Regions from separate parts of the Homo sapiens genome. Here all the other regions are linked to region 1. A link is a contact called in ENCODE Hi-C or POLR2A ChIA-PET data. All regions are on one chromosome and are shown on one strand. The core of a region is the stretch at or near the end of the contact, and the rest is flanking DNA. Distances in the headings are between cores, read along the strand shown. Region 1 holds the start of JOSD2 (Josephin domain containing 2). Region 2 holds the start of GYS1 (glycogen synthase 1). Region 3 overlaps SPACA6 (sperm acrosome associated 6).

Evidence for each region. A loop is a pair of places that touch in the nucleus more often than their neighbours do. ChIA-PET counts read pairs that join two places held with the same protein, here RNA polymerase II (POLR2A). Pooled maps may share reads with other maps.
Region 2: a map of naive thymus-derived CD4-positive, alpha-beta T cell shows a loop between it and region 1 (17-fold over the local background). The contact joins the promoter of GYS1 here to the promoter of JOSD2 in region 1. A Hi-C loop is called at or near these places in 1 of 168 maps with a recorded cell type or tissue (naive thymus-derived CD4-positive, alpha-beta T cell) and 4 of 50 pooled maps. POLR2A ChIA-PET finds 5 or more read pairs at or near these places in 1 of 52 experiments (naive thymus-derived CD4-positive, alpha-beta T cell).
Region 3: a map of CD8-positive, alpha-beta T cell shows a loop between it and region 1 (9-fold over the local background). The contact joins the enhancer-like site here to the promoter of JOSD2 in region 1. A Hi-C loop is called at or near these places in 1 of 168 maps with a recorded cell type or tissue (CD8-positive, alpha-beta T cell) and 12 of 50 pooled maps. POLR2A ChIA-PET finds 5 or more read pairs at or near these places in 1 of 52 experiments (HEK293).

The regions. Positions count from the first base shown.
Region 1 is chr19:50,508,754-50,513,082 of GRCh38, reverse strand. JOSD2 (Josephin domain containing 2) reads left to right here and starts at 1,892. Exons shown (of 5, transcript NM_001270639.2): 1 at 1,892-1,966; 2 at 2,635-2,797. The coding sequence starts at 2,652. It overlaps ASPDH (aspartate dehydrogenase domain containing), which reads left to right. Exons shown (of 7, transcript NM_001114598.2): 3 at 72-156; 4 at 273-422; 5 at 503-723; 6 at 793-947; 7 at 1,310-1,480. The coding sequence ends at 1,353. It overlaps LOC124904747 (a long non-coding RNA gene), which reads right to left and starts at 1,665. Exons shown (of 3, transcript XR_007067300.1): 1 at 1,612-1,665. RefSeq lists enhancers at 698-1,287, 1,591-1,710, 2,205-2,711, 2,712-3,219 and a silencer at 1,911-2,040.
Region 2 is chr19:48,990,701-48,995,029 of GRCh38, reverse strand. It overlaps GYS1 (glycogen synthase 1), which reads left to right and starts at 1,721. Exons shown (of 16, transcript NM_002103.5): 1 at 1,721-2,035; 2 at 3,547-3,728. The coding sequence starts at 1,918. It overlaps RUVBL2 (RuvB like AAA ATPase 2), which reads right to left and starts at 1,143. Exons shown (of 15, transcript NM_006666.3): 1 at 1,107-1,143. The coding sequence starts at 1,118. RefSeq lists enhancers at 1,245-1,334, 2,025-2,164 and a silencer at 1,455-1,814.
Region 3 is chr19:51,701,748-51,706,076 of GRCh38, reverse strand. SPACA6 (sperm acrosome associated 6) reads right to left here. Exons shown (of 9, transcript NM_001316972.2): 4 at 3,425-3,448; 5 at 2,979-3,056; 6 at 2,740-2,849; 7 at 1,891-2,047; 8 at 1,597-1,807; 9 at 887-987. The coding sequence ends at 954. Among named protein-coding and RNA genes, the nearest start is that of SPACA6-AS1, 10 kb to the right of the region's middle. RefSeq lists a silencer at 1,711-1,910. Within about 2 kb of position 2,061, at least 35 of the 41 ENCODE cell types and tissues checked have a DNase peak (open chromatin) inside an H3K27ac peak, as active enhancers do; they include CD8-positive, alpha-beta T cell, where a contact is called at or near this core.

The DNA.
Region 1 (4,329 bases), core at 643-3,142:
TCGGAGGGAACCTTGGGGAGAAGAGGCCTAATACCTCTCCAAGACCCTCCGCCCTCTTTCCCCTCTCCCAGGCGCCCTGATCTGGTTGTGGAAGTGGCCCATCCCAAAATAATCCATGAATCTGGGGCACAAATCCTGCGCCATGCCAATCTCCTGGTAAGCCCCACCCCAACCATTTACGCAGAGCCCTGCCCCTTCTGTCTTGGTCTCACCCCACCCTGAAGTGGATATCCTTCCCTGACCTCAACCCTCCCCTCCTTCATCCACCCCAGGTGGGGTCCCCCTCAGCTCTAAGTGACCAGACCACAGAGCGGCAGCTCTTGGAGGCCTCACAGCACTGGGACCACGCCGTGTTTGTGGCCCGAGGGGCCCTGTGGGGCGCTGAGGACATCAGGAGATTGGATGCAGCTGGGGGCCTCCGGGTGAGGCCTGCTGGGCTCCCCAGGAACCAGGGGAGGCCTGCAAAGACCCCACTCCCCCTAACCCGGGCTCTTGCTTCCAGAGCCTTCGTGTCACCATGGCCACACACCCCGATGGCTTCCGGCTTGAGGGACCCCTGGCTGCAGCCCACAGCCCTGGGCCTTGCACTGTGCTCTACGAAGGCCCTGTCCGTGGGCTCTGCCCCTTTGCCCCGCGAAATTCCAACACCATGGCGGCGGCTGCCCTGGCTGCCCCCAGCCTGGGCTTCGATGGGGTGATTGGGGTGCTCGTGGCTGATACCAGGTGAGCAGAGCTAAGCAGGGTGTTGGGCTGAGTCCAGGCTCTCCAGACTGACTGCCCCTCTTGTCCCAGCCTCACGGACATGCACGTGGTGGATGTAGAGCTGAGCGGACCCCGGGGCCCCACGGGCCGAAGCTTTGCTGTGCACACCCGCAGAGAGAACCCTGCCGAGCCAGGCGCGGTCACCGGCTCCGCCACCGTCACGGCCTTCTGGCAGAGCCTCCTGGGTGCGGCCAGGCCCCTCTCCCCCGGCCCTGGGCTCCTGTGTTCTGCAGAGCTTGGGGGTCCCGGGCTCTCACTAGTTCTGCAGTTCTGGTTCTGTATTTGTTGACCTTTCTTTCTTTCTGACCTTTATTTCCTTAACCTCTCTCCATGACTTTGAATCCTGGCACTGTAGATGTCTCCATTTGTGCCCGCCTCTGATCGAGACTCTCTCTGTCTCTGTCCACCCCCAGGGCTCTGTCCCGCTCTCTCCGGGTCTTCCTCCACCGCCCCCCTGCCCTGTCCCCTCCTCCCACCACTGCCTCCCCCAGGCGTCTGTCTCCTCATCTCTCCTCTGTCTCATTCGCTCATTCCCCTCTCCCCGCAGCCTGCTGCCAGCTCCCCTCCAGGCCGGGGATCCATCTCTGCTGAGAAGCCTCCTCCCTCCCGAGACAAGATCATCTGCCTGGCCTCTCACCACCACCATCCCACCCCTGCCCTGCCCCACTTCCCCAGGGTCTCCCTTCTGACTCAGTAAAGATCACCGCTGCCTCCCCCCGCACCGCCTGGCGTCTCTGATCCCTTTCCCTTGTGTGACGTCACGCTGCGTCTGCGCACCGCGCATGACGCCATCGCCGGGGGCGAGCACCCATGAGAGCGCGGCGCCAGGAAGCTATCGCGAGAGCCTACCTACTAAGTTTCCTAGAATCTCTGAGCAGTAGTGGGCGCGGCCGTATGCGAAAGAAGGGCCTCTGAGGCGCACTTCCGGGACCTGCCGCGGAGCCCGACGGAAGTTGTAGTGCGGCATTTCCTAGGCCCGACGGCCGACTTCAGGGCCACGCGGCCCGGGCGTTCCGTGTGGAGCAGGAGTCCCGCGGGGCCCCACGGGAGTCGTAGTCCGGCGCGCGGGGATCACCGGGAGCTGTAGTCCGTCCCGCCTGCCCAGTCAGCGCGGTGTTGCCCGCCCCGCACTCGGAGCCCAGAGCCGCCGCCCAGGAAGGGGATGCGGAAACCCCTGGCTCGGTGGAGCGGAGAGGCAGGCGGGGTGAGGGGCGTTGCCAGGCAAAGGGCGAGCGCCGTGGCTGGGGTGCGGGTCGGCGAAGGGCTCCATTCCTTGGTGTCCGGGGAGGGGGCCTGGTTGCTGGGTGATAGGAAGAGGAACTCCTGTTGCTTAGTGACTGGGGAGGGGGCCCCGTTGCCAGGTGACAAGAGCAGAGAGCCTCGCTGCTACATGACCGGGGAAGGGGAGTCTTCTGTTGCTAGGAGACCAGAGGGGACCCTATCACCTAGAGACAGGGGAGGAGGATTCTCTATTGCTAGGTGCTCGGAGGACAGACTTTGTTACCTAGTGCGGTGGGGAGGGGGCTTTGTTGCTAGGTAACCACAGAGCGCCCTGGTTACCTAGGGACGGGGAGGCAGGTTCCTCTGTTGCTAGGTGACCATGATAGGGACCCTTTTACTTAGAGACCTGGTGAGGGTGGTTTTCTGTTGCTAGGGGAGCAGAAGAGACAGCGTTTTTCGTAGGAATAGGAATAAGGGATGGAGGGACGTGTGCTGCCAGGAGACTGCCAGGGAGCGGGGTCAGGGGCCCAGTGTCTTCCTGGGCTGCTCCGAGTCCCAGCTCAATCAATGGCGATGCCCCAAAGGCCTGCTGGGAGGCTGGACCTCTAGATCCCGGGCCCCTGAGGACCTTCTCCCCCTCCCAACCCCCAGCAGGAGCCGAGGACGGCATGTCCCAGGCCCCGGGAGCACAGCCGAGCCCACCCACCGTGTACCACGAACGGCAGCGCCTGGAGCTGTGTGCTGTCCACGCCCTCAACAACGTTCTGCAGCAGCAGCTCTTTAGCCAGGAGGCTGCCGATGAGATCTGCAAGAGGTGACCGTCACCCACCCCAGCCCCTGGAGCAGCAGAGCTCTGGCGGAGTGACCCACCTGGGTCTCGCCGCCAGGCAGGCGCTGAGCCTTGGGGGCTTTCTTCTGCTCCGCGCTCACTTGCCTAAGCTAGACGCTGGGACTCTGGGGAGATGTTGCCTCCTGTGCCTGTCTGTCCCTGTGGCCTCAGCCCCAGCCAGACCTCAATCCAGTGGTTCTTTCTTTTTTTTTTTTTTTTGAGACTGAGTCTCACTCTGTTGCCCAGGCTGGAGTGCAGTTGCGCGATCTCGCTCACTGCGAGCTCGGCCTCCCGGGTTCATGCCATTCTCCTGCCTCAGCCTCCCGAGTAGCTGGGACTACAGGCACCCGCCACCACGCCCGGCTAATTTTTTGTATTTTTAGTAGAGACGGGGTTTCACCATGTTAGCCGGGATGGTCTCAATCTCCTGACCTCGTGATCCACCCGCCTCGGCCTCCCAAAGTGCTAGGATTACAGGCGTGAGCCACTGCACCCGGCCCAGTGGTTCTTTCTTTAGAGACAAGGTCTGGCTGGTCTTGAACTCCTGAGCTTAAGTGATCCTCCCACCTCAGCCTCCCCAGTAGCTGGGATTACAGGCTCACCCAGCTTCAGGCATCTCTTATCTGGGCCCTGTCACAGCTCTCCAGTCCATCCTAAACACGCCCCCGCCCTACTCAGGGCCCTCCTCATAGCGGAGGCCGAGCCTGCCTCCGCATCTTCAGCCCTCACGGCCCCCCTCAAACCAGACTCTCCACTCCCGTGAGCCCTTCTGTGCGGCCTCTGGGCTTCCAGGTACTTCTTTCTGCCCGGCATGGCTTCCTTCTCTGCCAGCATGGAATGTTCCTCTTCACTATTCACAATGTCCAACATCACTCTTTGGCCGGGCGCAGTGGCTCACACCTGTAATCCCAACACTTTGGGAGGCTGAGGCGGGTGGATCACTTGAGGTCAGGAATTCCAGACCAGCCTGGCCAACAGGGCGAAACCCCGTCTCTACTAAAAAATAAAAATAAATAAAAAATAAAATTAGCTGGGCGTGGTGGCACATGTCTGTAGTCCCAGCTACTCTGGAGGCTAAGGTGGGAGAATTGCTTGAAGCTGGGAGACAGAGGTTTCAGTGAGCCGGGCAACAGAGCAAGACTGTCTCAAAAAAAAAAAAAAAAAAAATCACTCCTTTACCATCTCTCACTCCCTCCTCTCTGTCCCCATGTCCCTGGCCCCAGCTCAGGCCTGACCCTCTCCTGCCCAGCCTGCCCATGGCCTCCAGTCTGTCCCTGCCTTCAGTCCCCACTTGATCCTAGAGAGTCTTTCTACACCTGGAGATGGCCCTGCCTCCCCTGCCTCTTGCTCCAAGCCTCCTCCGGCTCTCGGACATCTTAAGAGTCCCAGCCCCTCAGACTGATTATTATGGTATTTAGTCATCTCCTCTATCATTCGCAACAAGGACCCATCAGCTCTTTCATACAAAAGCCATGCTGGAGACCCTGAGATGACTCAGACACAAGTGCCAGCCTAAG
Region 2 (4,329 bases), core at 472-2,971, 1.5 Mb after region 1:
CTTTCTCCCCCTCCCTTCCTCCATCTTGACTGGGCTCATCATGGAAATTGAGGCACCTGTAAGCCCAGCCCAGTCCCTAAGTTCAGGTCACATTACCTTTTTTTTTTTGGAGACAGAGTCTCGCTTTGTCGCCCAGGCTGGAATGCAGTGGCGCGATCTTGGCTCACTGCAACTTCTGCCTCCCAGGTTCAAGCGATTCTCCTGCCTCAGCCTTCTGAGTAGCTGGGATTACAGGCCTGCACCACCACACCTGGCTAATTTTTGTATTTTTAATAGAGACGGGGTTTCGCAATGTTGGCCACGAACTCCTGACCTGAAGTGATCCGCCCGCCTCGGCCTCCCAAAGTGCTGGGATTACAGGCATGAGCCACCACGCCAGGCCAAAATCGCTTCTTTATTCAGGTAATTGAGCAGGTGCCAGGCCAAGTTTCCTGGCCTCTCCTTCATTCACATGTATTCATTCATTCAAATATTCAAGTGATAATTTATTGAGCATTTACACTGAGACGTAGCCCGTGTGAAATACTGGAAATATGAAAATGGCCAAAACGGTAGCATGACAAGATCCCGATTTCTGGGTCCCTAATCCTTCAGTCCTCTCCACTAAGACTCTCTTGTTCCTCGACAATTTCTTCCCACTAAAGGCTCACTAGGCGCCCTCGCGCTCTCAGACACACTGAACAGGTACCTGCCTGTGCTTCCAGCTTGGAACTCAAGTGCCATTGGCACCACTAACAATCCAAGGCTCCCAAATGGCTCGAAGCGCAAGGTCCTACAACCCTCCTCATCACACACTGGCGCCAAGGACTGCGGAACCGGCCGTTGCGCCAAGATGATTTTGAAAGTTGGAGTTCCTATAGCATGATGGGGCCAGACCCGAGATTCTGGGATCCCAGCCCCCTCCCCGCCTCAGATCCAGAAGTCCAGCCCCCATGTCCCCTTCTCCCCCAGATCTGGGTGGCCGAGCTTCCTCCTCTTTCAGACCCAGGAGTCTGAACCCCCAGATCCCCCCTCCCTCAGACCCAGGAGTCAGGGCCTCCAGCATCCTCCTCTCTCAAACTCGAGACTGCTAGCTCGCTCCTCACCCTCCATGCACCCACACTTACAACGGTTGCCATGATGCTCACCAACTGCCAGAGTCCTAGCGGAAACGGAAACGCGCGAGGAGCGAGATGTTCTGGCTCCTCTAGGCTAGCTGGTTCTTCAAAGATCTCGATGGTTCCTCATAAATATGTAAATATTGTGGGGGCGTGGCGGGACTTTATGCCCCGCCCTCCCACCGAGGCTGCGCTGGAAGACGGGCGTCCGGAACTCCTGGGTCCATTCCCAATGTCTCCTGGCTCCTCCTCCTTTTGCTCAGCCCCACCACCGCCCCGCTCAGGCCGATTGCAAAATTCTTAGCTGTTCTTTGAGTAACCACACGTCCTCCACGCTCCTTTCCTCTTTATCCCACCCTCCTCCTCCTCCCCACTTTGAGGCCTCCAGCTCCAGATTGACAGAGCTGAAGGCCACTCGTTTCCGTAAAGCGCAGCGGCAAGCTCCGCCCCCTGGAGGTCTCACGGCCGAGGCGGGGCCGGGACACAGCGACTCCAACCCGTTCCACCAATGAGGACACGCGGAAATCCCCGCCCCCGGGCGTGGGCCAATGGCGCTGGCTGGGGGGGGCGGCCACCGCCTCCTGGCGGCTGCGAGGTTTCACTGCAGGGGCGCCAGTGGGCTCAGTGACGCTGCGGCCTCCTTCTGCCTAGGTCCCAACGCTTCGGGGCAGGGGTGCGGTCTTGCAATAGGAAGCCGAGCGTCTTGCAAGCTTCCCGTCGGGCACCAGCTACTCGGCCCCGCACCCTACCTGGTGCATTCCCTAGACACCTCCGGGGTCCCTACCTGGAGATCCCCGGAGCCCCCCTTCCTGCGCCAGCCATGCCTTTAAACCGCACTTTGTCCATGTCCTCACTGCCAGGACTGGAGGACTGGGAGGATGAATTCGACCTGGAGAACGCAGTGCTCTTCGAAGTGGCCTGGGAGGTGGCTAACAAGGGTGAGCACGCCAGGCGTCGGGGCCCTTGACGAGAAGGACAGTAGTGGATGGGGGCCCGGAACTCTGAGTTGTAGGAGGACGGGGCTACTAGGGGAACCCTTGTGACCTGGGCAAGGAGGCTGTGTCCTTGAGGAGGGGCTGGGAAGCCGGAGGTGGGTGGGAGAGGGATGGTTCGTTTGACTTAAGATGAAAGGAGGCTGGAAGCCCGGGTTCTGGGTCCTAGGGAAGAGGGCGCTAAAATGAGACTCCTAGGTCCTGGAGGCAGGCTTCCGAGAGACTAGATACCTGGGTCCTGAACAGGGAAGGGGATGGGGGGATGGGATTTCTGCGTGCAAACCTGGGAAGCTGCCGGGGTTTCAGACCTATGACCCTAACAGCATGGTCTAGGGGATAAAACTCCAGATTTGAGAGAGAGCTGACTGGGAGATAGGAGGCCTGAGCGGCGGTGGGAGGACCTGAGGATCTGGCTGCTTAAGAATAAAGATGGGACGGGCTGGAGACTGTAATGAATGCCTGGGCTTTGAAGGAGCTGAGGGCCTGAGCTATTAGTTCCTAGGAGTAGAGGAGCCCATGGCCTGGGACACATGCGTACTGGAATAGGGGAAGGCTGGGAAGTCCTAAGTTAGTCAGAGGCTGGGCCCTAGGATGGGAGGGGCTAGGAGCCTGCATTTCTGTGTCTTGGGCTTCAGAAAGCTGAGGTTCTGGCCTTGGAGAAGGCTGGGGCTGAAATCCCCAGGAACAAGCCAATCTCACACCTCAAAGAGCAGGGTCTGGGGGGTTGCTTTGCTGGGTCTTGGAGGAGAAAGGGACTGTGTCTCCCAGGAGGAGAGGGGGCCCGTGAACACCCAGCCGGGTATCGCCAGGGCCTGGGCTCCAGGATGGGAGGAGGCTGGGGGCTGGGGCTCCTGGGTCTGGGATAGGGTCATGGGAGAGGCAGAGCCCTGCATGCTGGTGTCCCTAGTCAGGGAGAGGAAATTGGGAGGCAGGTCAGCAAGGTCCCTGGGGGCAGGGAATGACCATGCAGGCTTCTCTTGGGCAATGGTGAGAAGCTGGATTGGCCATGAGGGGGTCTCCCTCACTGGGTTTTGGAGCCTGGCTGCGATTTAAACCCAGCTCCTGTGAGCTGGGAACTCGGGAACCTGAGTCCGGGTAGTCAGTCCTCAGCTCTGCCATCCTTAGAGCCCCAGTGCCTAATTCCTTCAGACCAAGGGGTCCCGGCACCCAGCCCCTTCTCTCTCAGACCCAGAAGTCTAGCCTGAGCCCCCTCCTCCTTCAGGGTCCTGACCCCAGCCCCCTTCTCCCTTAGACCCAGGAGGACTGCCCTCCAGCCCTCGTGTTCCCCTCATCCAAGCTTCCAACCCCTACTCCAAACTATGGGCTCCCAGTCCCCTCTTCCCCCTGAGCTAGAGGTCTGGGGCCTGAGTGCCCCCTACATCCCCGGCCCACCCCACCCCAGGCCCCAGAACTATGGACCTCGGCCGGGGCCTGCCCTCACACGCTTGGGCCCACAGTGGGTGGCATCTACACGGTGCTGCAGACGAAGGCGAAGGTGACAGGGGACGAATGGGGCGACAACTACTTCCTGGTGGGGCCGTACACGGAGCAGGGCGTGAGGACCCAGGTGGAACTGCTGGAGGCCCCCACCCCGGCCCTGAAGAGGACACTGGATTCCATGAACAGCAAGGGCTGCAAGGTGGGACGTGGCCCAGCCCAGGGCAGAAGCGGGTGGACAGCCTGCCATCGGGGTGGGAGCCACAGACGGAGAGGGTGCAGGGTGGACAGCCCCAGCCAGAGAGCGAGGCAGGCTTGGACACAGGAAGGAGGCGTGATAGGACACCCAGACAGATGCAGGGCCTGGAAGTGGGTGGGTGGATCCCAGACATGGGCGAATGGACAGACAGATGGCAAGTATGAGACAGACTGAGACGGAGATCCAAGAGGCCAAGGTCCTCAGACCCAGAGAGAAAGAGAGCAAGATCGAAAGACAGCCTGGTCAACATGGCGAAACCCCGTCTCTACCAAAAATACAAAAATTAGCTGGGTGTGGTGGCGGGTGCCTGTAATCCCAGCTACTCGGGAGGCTGAGGCAGGAGAATCGCTTGAACCCGGGAGGCGGAGGTTGCAGTGAGCTGCGATTGGGCCACTGCACTCCAGCCTGGGCGACGGAGCGAGACTCTGTCTCAGAAAAGAATGCCAGCCAGCCAGGCAGAGCTGGGGAGAAGTGGGCCTGAGGTCAGGAAGGAGCAGGATTCTGGAGCTTGAAGTTCAAGTTCACCCTCCACTTGCTGCCTGTG
Region 3 (4,329 bases), core at 812-3,311, 1.2 Mb before region 1:
TCTCAATGGCAACAGGGAGTCACTAAAGGATTCTGGGTAGAGGAGTAACCCAATCTGACACACTTTAAAACCTAAGTCCTTGGCCGGGCTTGGTGGCTCACGCCTGTAATCCCAGCACTTTGGGAGGCCAAGGCAGGTGGATCACTTGAGGTTAGGAGTTCAAGAACAGCCTGGCCACATGGTGAAACCCTGTCTCTACTAAAAATACAAAAATTAGCCGGGTGTGGTGGTGGGCACCTGTAATCCCAGCTACTTGGGAGGCTGAGGCAGAAGAATCGCTTGAACCCGGGAGGTGGAGGTTGCAGTGAGCTGACATCACATCACTGCACTCCAGCCTGGGCCTTGGAGTGAGATGGTGCCTCCAAAAAAATAAAATAAAATAAAACAAGTCCTGCTGGTATGTAGAGAATGGGCTACAGTGGAGAGAGGCCAAGGAGGTGGTGGGGGGCTGCTCCAGTGATCCAGACATGAGGTGGGGGTGACTGGGACCACAGAGAAGGCAGCTTCATGAGATATTTAGGAGTTAAAAAGTCTGAGGGTTGGAAATGAAAATGAATTGGAAGTGGAGGAGAAGTTAGATTCCAAGGTTTCTGGTTTGAACTGCTAGGTGGATGGTGTTGCTCTTTCTGGTAGGAGGAAAGCCTTGGGGAGGAACAGCCTCTGAGGGCAACATGGAGGACTCTATTTGAGGGTGCCTTCTGCAGATGGAAATGTCAAGGAGACAGCCAGTAACCTGAGGGGGTATCTGGGTTCCCACCTAACTTGCACTGGGATAGCTATGCCTATCACTGTCATTATGCGGGCCATATTCATCTGGGCATGTGTGGGCTTGCTGCACCTCCTCCTACCTGAGTTAGTAGTGACCACCTTCGGAGATGAAACAATCTAGAGTTGAAATATATTCTTTATTTTCAGGATGGAAATAGGATAGGGAAGGAGGAAAGATACCTTTGTTAGTTGCCACTGCAGTACCATCGAAAGAACATCCTGGGGAAACAAAGAGGTATGTGTGTTACAGGAGGGGTTGGTGACTAGAAACTTAGGTCCCGGAGCCTGGACACCAGGGTCAAAAAGGTGTACAGGGCCCGGACTCCTGGTTCTGAGGGAGGAGGGGGCAGGGGGCCTGGGCTTTTGGGTCTGAAGGAAGAGAAACTTGGGGGTCTGGACTCTTGGATCTGAGGGAGGAGGGGCTGGGGGCCTGGACTCCTGGGTCTGAGGGAGGAGGGGGTCCGGGGGCTTGGACTCTTGGATCTGCGGGAGGAGGGGACTGGGGACTTGGACTCCTGGGTCTGAAGGAGTAGGGGTTTGGGGCCTGGAATCCTGGGTCTGAGGGAGGAGGGGCTGCGGACCTGGACTCCTGGGTCTGAGGGAGGAGGGGCTGGGGGCCTGGACTCTTAGATCTAAGGGAGGAGGGGGCTGGGGACTTGGATTCCTGGGCTAGTAAAGAGGGGCTGGGACCTGGACTCGTGGGTCTGAGAGAGGAGGAACTGAAAGCCTGACCTCCTGGGTTGGAGGTTGCTGGGAACCCAGACTTCTCGGTGGGATCTGAGACAGCGGGGAGCTAGATGCTGGGGCTCCGGAGTCCCCAGAACTCACCACGCCAACACTGTCGCACTCGCTGATGCGAGGGCCCCGAGGACTGCAAGCAGGAACAGATTGCTGGGCGTCAGAGCCTCGGGCCTGGCCAGCAGCTCGCCCAGGCTGGGCCTCCAGGGCTCGATCAGCTCGGCATCCCGCGGCGCCCAGCGCAGCACTTCCCGGAACGAGGCCTGCAACTCTGTCTCCGCCCGCGGGGGCGGGCCCGTCACTGCGGGGGCGCGCACGTCAGCCAGGCACGAGCCCCACCCCTCTCCCGACCCCGCTCACTCACGCGGCCGCGCCCCGCCCCACCGTTAAGAAAGAAGTAGAGCCGGGCCAGGGGGCGCTGGTCTTGCTTGATCACGCAGGAGAACGTCCCGCGGTGCGTGAGCTGAGCCGGCCGGATCCGCGCCAGGTATCCTTCGGCCCGCGGCATATCTCGGAAATAGGACAAGTCCTGAGTCCGGAGCTGCGGGACACGCGGGTTTAAACGCCTCAACTCCGGCTTGCCACTGAGTAACCTACAAGCCCCGCCCCCCGAGCCAGACCACGCCCCCTGGAGTCCTGGCCCTGAGCCTTGAGCCCGCCCCCGAGCCTTCTCGCTCCCCTGCCCTAAACGCACCCCTTCCCCTCACTCCTTAAACCCTTACGCATAACCTACCCCTAGAAACTGCTTTTATTTATGTATTTTTTTTTTCTTCCAGACAGGGTCTCGTTCTGGCGCCCAGGCTGCAGTGCAGTGGCGCGATCATAGCTCACTGCAGCCTCAAACTCCTGGACTTAAGCAGTCTTCCCGCTCAGCCTCCCCAGTGGCTGGGACTATAGGCGTGCACCACCACGCCCCGGCTGTTTTTAAAATTTTTTGGCAGAGGAGGGGTCTTAATTTGTTGCCGAGGCCGGTCTCAAACTCCTGGGCTCAAGCCATCCTCCCGCCTTGGTCTCCAAAAGCGCTGGGATTACAGGCGTGAGCCATCGCCCCAGGTCCTTGGTCCTGCATTCTGATCTTCGAGCTCTCCCCTAAATCCCGCGACCCTCCTCTTGCTGATGCTTGTGTCTAGACGGAGATTCCCGGAGTCCCGTCCCCGCAAGCTGACTCCCCAACCTCTAGTGAAGGCTAACTCGCCCGTCTAAACTCTTCGCGCCGGCCCCGCCCCGACTCACACCTCCTCCTGCGAACTTCCAGGAATAGGTGATCTCCTCCTTTGGCAGCTGGAAGTTTACGATGCAAGAAAACATAGCCTGGTCGCCCCGAGTCACTGTCACATCCTGAACTGAAGACGGAGCAGGGTTCACTCGCTGGGCCCCGACCACGTCTGGCCTCGCCACCAGCTTATGCCCCTCGGTGCTCTGGTCCCTTTTCTCAGGTTGGCCTCCTGCACCCCGAGGCCCCGCCCCCTCACCTGGGCAGTCCAGCGGGAGGTCGCAGACCCTAGAGTAGCACCCGCTGCAGAGGAAACGCCGGGCGAACTCCTGGAGACCTGTGGAGCGGGAACGCTGGGTCTAGGCGCCACCTGCCCTTCCAAGCCCGGGGCCCTTGGCCCATTTGAGATCCATGCAGCTTCCCGGGGTCCATCGGCCAGGTGGCATCTTGACCCCGCCCTCCCTGCTGTCTTTGGCCGACTCTCACTCCTCTCCGCCCTCTAGGATTCCTATTGGTTTGCTTCGGCTCTCACACACACCTTCTGAGGATTTAGAGCAATACTTGGTTTTCTTCCTTTTCTCCAGGGATCTTATTGGCTTCCTAAGGATGTGAAGCCCACCCGCTTTCCCACACTTGATGTCGTACGTTTCGTCCCCGACCGCCTCCCTTACCCCGCAATTTCCAAGTTTTAGATGAAGTCCTTACCGCAGGGAGGGATGCAAGCCTGGGCTGTGGAGGAAGAGGAAACATCACTACCTTACAGTCATGGGAAGAACCCTTGCCCGATGCTCCCCTAGCTAATGTTACAAGGCCCGAAGCATTGCTCCGAGGGGGCGGGGCCAAGCTTTCGTCATAACCTGGGGGCGGGGTCAAGCCGGCTGGGTTCCACCTGGGGCCGGGGCCAAGCCTGAGCATTCCACTAGGAGGTCAGGCCCAGGACTGCTGCCAGCCTTCTACTTGGGGTTTAGAGGGAAACACACTGGTTTTCTGTAGGCCCTGATGGGGATGGGCAATCCAGGTGTATTCCACCGAGGAGGCGGGGCTAGATCCTGGGCGATCCTTGCAGGAGACCAAGGCTAAGGTGGTGGCCCAGTTAGAGAAGAGGCGTGGCCAGGTTAGTAGTAGTCCCGGAAAGGGGCTCAGTTGGAGACGAAACCTTTCATCGAAGGGGCGGGGCCAGATCAAAAATGGTCCACGCGGGGAAATAGTCGTCCCTCAAGGTCTGAGGCTCAGAGATGGGGCCAGGGGATTGTACGGGGAGTGGATGGGGGGTCTCAGGAGTGGGTTTCGTTTTGAGATGGAGTCTTGCTCTGTCACCCAGGCTGGAGTGCCGATCTCGGGTCACTGCAACCCCGCCTCCAGGGTTCAAGCAATTTTCCTGCCTCAGCCTCCTGAGTAGATGAGATTACAAGCATGCGTTACCACGCCCAGCTAATTTTAGTATCTTTAGTAGATATGGGTATCACCATGTTGGTCAGACTGCTTTTGAACTCCTGATCTCAAGTGATCTGCCCGCCTCAGCCTTCCAAAGTGCTGGGATTACAGGCGTGAGCCACCATCCCCGGCCAAAAGTGGGGTTTTCTAATTGTGTGTGTGTGTGTCTGGGGAAG